2 separate regions of the Homo sapiens genome follow, and region 2 is linked to region 1. Evidence: read pairs that join two places in POLR2A ChIA-PET (ENCODE). Cell type or tissue: HepG2. All regions are shown on one strand.

Region 1 (2,500 bases):
TCTGTAAAATGGGGATGACATTGCCTGTCACTAGGCCTGCAGTGTCAATGCAGTTCACTGACATGCAGAGAGAGCAGTGCAGGCCCAGGCTACGGTGGGGCTTACGTACCATAGTAACTTACCCACACAGTCATCTGGGGCTTCCCCACAAACAGGAATGAGAGCATATCAATAGAGTTATTATTTGAATAAATAATTCCATTTTTCTATATTTATAGAAAAAGACGCAGGTGAACCCTGTGTCATACTGCCTGTGGTTCCTGCTGTGGGGAGGGTGACCATGGCTTCACCCAGGGGCAGGCCCTAGGCTTAGGTGAGATAGAGCAGTCCCCGCCCCCAGCGCTCGGAGGCTGTGCACTTAAACTTCAAAGGACCTTCCAACAGATGCAGCTGGTTTCCTGCAGCCGTGCAGCAGCCAATGCCAGCCTGAATCACCCCGGCCTAAGGGAAGCTGGGGAGCAGAGGCCCGCAGAGACCTTAGCCCAGGTTAATATGAGAGGCTTCCTGGAGGCAGAACACACCCAGATTCTAACTGCTAGAAGAAAGAAGAGAATGGCGTGTTGGGGAGTTGCTGTAGCCCAGGGTGTTGGGGCCTGGGATGTGTAGATTCAGAGGGGTCTTTAGGAGGAACGACTTGGGAGATAAGAGCGATAAGAGCACTGATAAACGAGGTCACAGGTAGGAATGTAACCTGCGGACTCTCCAAGCCCCAGGAGTAGCTGGGTTCAGGCAGGTCCTCTCCTCCAGAAGGCCCACCAGGAGTGCCTACAGTGGTGTAGCTTGCAGCTTCCAAGCTACAGGAAGAGTCCTTGGGTCTGTGCTGTGGGTATGAGAGAGTGAGATGGGGTGGACACGGGCCAGGGCCAGGGCCAGGGCAGGATGGGGGCATGGGGAAGTGGTATCCCTAAGCAAGGGGCTTAGAGGCCCTGTGTGGGGCTGGCCCACGGCAGGTGGGAGGGATTTTTAGGTAGGCTCAGGTGCAGATGGAGACATTACGCCGTGGCCCCACAGGTGGTTAATATTTAATCTCCTCCTTAATCATTAACTCCCTGGCTGGCTGGGGAGGAACAGGGCTGTTGTCAAATCAGTAACCACAGGCCCAGGAACAATGTCCACAGATCTCATGGCCTCTCCCATTGCTGGCCGAGTGGGGTAACCCCTGGCCCTGGGGGCCAGGTGCATCTCCCTCCCACGGTGACCTTGGGCCATGGAGAGGGCTTGAAGAGGCCAATCCTCTCCGAGCCCCTGGATCGCCCTTTACCCTCCACCCTCTACTTACTGGTGGGGAGTGGTGGGAGGTGGTGTCCATTCACGCATGAGGGTTCTAGTCCCTACCCACTCCTTCCAGGCTGTGTGACCTTGGGCAACTCACGTAGCCTCCCTGAACCTCAGTTTCCTCATCTGTGCAATGAGGATAATTATTCGTGTCTTGGAGGATTGTCATGAGATTTGAATGAGAGGAGGGTATACAAGGAAGTACTTTCTAAGCTGACGATTGAGTTAGCAAACAAGTTAGAGAAAGTACAGATGGGAAGAGACAGAGAGCAAAGGGTAAAGAGGAAAGAAAACAGCTTGAGAGCTCTTGTTTCCATCCACCCAAATGCAGTTCCTTTCCTTGGAGTTTGTTTTAATTCATTCAAGGAGTGTTGATTGATAAGGCTGTGTCTCCCTAAGTGGGGCTTTAGGGGTAATTTAAAAAGGAGTCAACCTCACCCTCAGGGAGCAAGAGTGACCAGGCTCCAGGGCTGAACCCAGCAGTGTCTGGGATGAAGGTCAGCAGGTCAGTGGGATGGGCTGGAGGGTCAGAGCAGGCCTTAAGGCTGAAGCAGGGCGGGGAGAGGATCCTGAGGGATGATTAGGAGTTGCGTGTGGAGGTGTAGGGAGGACTGTGCGTGCAAGCTTGCACCTAGGGATGTTTGTGTCCTTGAATTCAAGCACATAAGCAGACTATCTGAACACAGCCTGTCGCGAGGGTACACATGAATCACCCACAAACTCAGAGTAGTCAGCCACCCACCCACAAACACACACACACAGATGCACACGGTCACCCCAGGGGCGTGTGGACACACCAGCACCTTGGGATGGCAAGGCCCTCCTCTTCCAGCCCCAGCCCTGAGGCTTTCTGGATAACTTAGCATATGTGTCCCCCAGTTTGTGTGCTTTCTGGGCCTGGCTGACACCCATCACAGGACTGAACACTTCTGGCGTTCCAAAGTCTTCAGGTACATCAAGAAGCCACGGTATCCTCTCAAAGCCACCAGGTCTCCAGCTGGGACCCAGTGAGTGTGGATGTGAGGGAGCTGTAGGCAGAGAGCTTGGAGCTGGTATGGAGCCCTGGACACATCGCTGCCTGGGACAGGAGACAGGGCAGCTGGACATTGCAAACCCTCCCTGACCACTCCCCAGCCTGTGGGAGCAGGTGGAGGCTGGCCTGGGGGCAGCAGCTGGCGCTTCTTGGAGGAGGTGGGCATGGAGCTGGCCTTTAGAATGGAAGGAT
Region 2 (2,500 bases), 210 kb after region 1:
ATCACATCTTCAAAACATGTTGGTCACTCCCCAGCACAGGGAATCTCTTCCTGGCATTGCTTCTTGGCCGGTCCTTACTCTGCCCCACACCACATTCTCTAAGCCTCCCTCTCTCTCCTGATGCCAGGTATCTCTCTGTTCTCATCCATTTCTTGTGCCTTGACCGCGTTCCTGAGCGGCCCTCACAGCATCAGCATTAGCATTCCTTTCGCTTTATTACGCAGATCTGTTCAGTTCTTGCTTCATCTCAGCCGTACATATTCAGGGGCCCTCAGTTTTCTAAACCCTTGACCCATCACTGTGTTTCTGTAGGCAGAAGGCTAACAAGCCCTGAGATGAATGATGCTCTTCCCAAGGAAGGCAGAGGAGGCGACAGTCCATTTGCGTTCTCTCCTCTGCAAGTACAGGATCTCGTTTGATTCTCAAAACCACCCTAGAGGAGACAGGAGGCACCTGAGGCCCAGAGACGTGAAGCCACCTGTCCAAGGCCATACAGCAGGTAAGAGGCAGGGTCGGGCCCCACACTGTGCTCCAGTGCCCCTGTTCTCAAGAGGAGCAACCCGCATTATCTTGTGTCATCTCTGAGTGCTCTGTGACACGAGACTTATTTTCTCTTTCCCACTCCTAACCAGGCTGGTCCCATGACAGCCACATGCAGGGCCCACCTGCCCTGCCAACACCGTGCTCAGGGCAAACACAGCTCTAGGGACACTCTCCTTGGATGCATCCTACTTAACAGTCCCCTGAACGCACCCACATGGACTCCAGCCTCAGATTCCCAAATGTCCTGCCCCCACCCACTTGCAGGGCCAGGTCAGTCCCCACTAGAGGGTGGGAGGGGAGGTGGTAGTGGGGAGGAGGGAAGGGGAGAGGCTGGGTAAAGGGCTGGAATTGAATAGCTGCTTTCTTCTCAGAGGCTTCCCCCACCTCCAAGTGGTCATTGATTAACCCTCTAGACCAGATAAACCCTCCATGGGAGGAAAAAAATGTGTGTTTATCTTGGGTCATAAAACATCAATATTGACTTCTCACCGGTAAAGCCCCAGGGGAAGAGGAGGTGGGGGCTGTGGGAGCAAGCCAGCCTGGGACACACTTGCCTGACACCCAGAGGCCAGCACACACATTCTCCTTCCCTATCGAGAAGAAGCCAGATTCCCACCCCACCTCCACCTCAAAGGCATGCCCTGAGCCAGAGGCCTGGTCTCGCTGGGCCTCTTCTCTGCAACCCGCAGCTGCATGGAGCCCCTTCCCCTTCCTGCATTGCCCCTCTGCCCTGCTCCCTGCAGATAACAGAGTTATACCGGACCCAGGTCAGGAATCAGACTGCCCCTGCTCTGCTGTTTCCCAGCTCCAGGACTTGGACAAGTGGCCCGATTTATGCCTCAGTTTCCTCGTTTATGAAATGGCCATAGTAATAGCACCCTGCTCTCATCACTGTTTAGGATGATCAAACAGGATCACGTACGCATATAACAAGCACTAGAGCTGGTCCTGCTGTAAACAGCATCACTCACTCTCTCTCCTCTCCTCCTGCCTCTTGATACACAGCCCTTTGTGGACCTTCCTCCTTGCTCTTGGCTGAGGCCTCCCTGATGGGGTGGACAAGACCATATTCACACAGGGCCAGAAACCAGAGGTGGTCATGGTCCCGCCAGGACTGGGGGATCTCTCATCCCTCTTCCCTCTGGCCTAGAATGAATCAGCTCTCCTGACACCCTCTTGGGCTGGCATTTTCCATCAGAGGGCCTGAGGAGGGTGTCTGTGGCCATGTGCTGCTCCGGGTGGGGACTCCGGGTCTAAGCATGCAGCTCCACACAGCTCAGGGACCCTCACACCTTCATTCTGGGGTCTTCTCTCTGTCCTCCATCTCCTTCCTTTTTGGGGTAAAGGTGTTTCTCCCCCTCCTCCCTGTCCTTCTGAGGGTAGGAATGAGGATGTTCTCCATGCAGAATCTCCAGCCACCCTGGCCTGGGCACTTTCTACCACATTTAATCCTGGACTTGGGGAGCAGTGGGGGAGGCATTTGGGGCTCCTTGATCCTTACTCAAGGCCGGCGCCCTCCATTCCCCTGGCCCCAGGTGAGCCCCACCTGATGCCCTGGGAGGCCCAGGCCCCAGACCCATGTGCCCTCCATCCACTGGGAGGCCCAGGCCCCAGACCCATGTGCCCTCCATCCAGCTGGACAGCGGGGCCCTGTCCCTGGGTACCTGGTCAATAATTAACACTGAGCAAACTCGGGCCATGGCCAGGCCTCCCAGGAGGATCAAGATGAGACAAAAGCCCTCCTGTCTGGCTGTGCTGCCATCTTGGTGGAGGGTTACTGGCCCCTCAGTCACCCCAGAGTGACAAACAGCCCCATCTCCATCAGGGAACTAGAGCAGCTGCTACCCAGCAAGGCACTGGTGACACTAGGCCCTAGAGGAGGACAAACAAGGGTGGGCAGGCAGTCACATGCCTGTTTCTTAGCTCCAGCTTCATGTTTGTGAGTAAGCCTAAGACA

The links. Peaks named below come from ENCODE experiments on the same cell type or tissue, not always from the same donor. Only the 100,000 strongest peaks of a DNase experiment are listed, where the experiment ranks them.
Region 2: POLR2A ChIA-PET joins it to region 1 with 21 read pairs; 9 of 35 experiments call an interaction of 5 or more read pairs at or near these places.

The regions. Positions count from the first base shown.
Region 1 is chr2:43,192,889-43,195,388 of GRCh38, reverse strand. No RefSeq gene overlaps it. Among named protein-coding and RNA genes, the nearest start is that of ZFP36L2, 32 kb to the left of the region's middle. RefSeq lists an enhancer at 460-1,379. In HepG2, no CTCF peak of the experiment used is centred here; DNase peaks (open chromatin) are centred at 348, 1,098 and 1,865; H3K4me3 peaks cover 1,460 bases.
Region 2 is chr2:42,978,282-42,980,781 of GRCh38, reverse strand. No RefSeq gene overlaps it. Among named protein-coding and RNA genes, the nearest start is that of LINC01819, 60 kb to the left of the region's middle. In HepG2, a CTCF peak has its summit at 1,098; DNase peaks (open chromatin) are centred at 961, 1,631 and 2,291; H3K4me3 peaks cover 496 bases.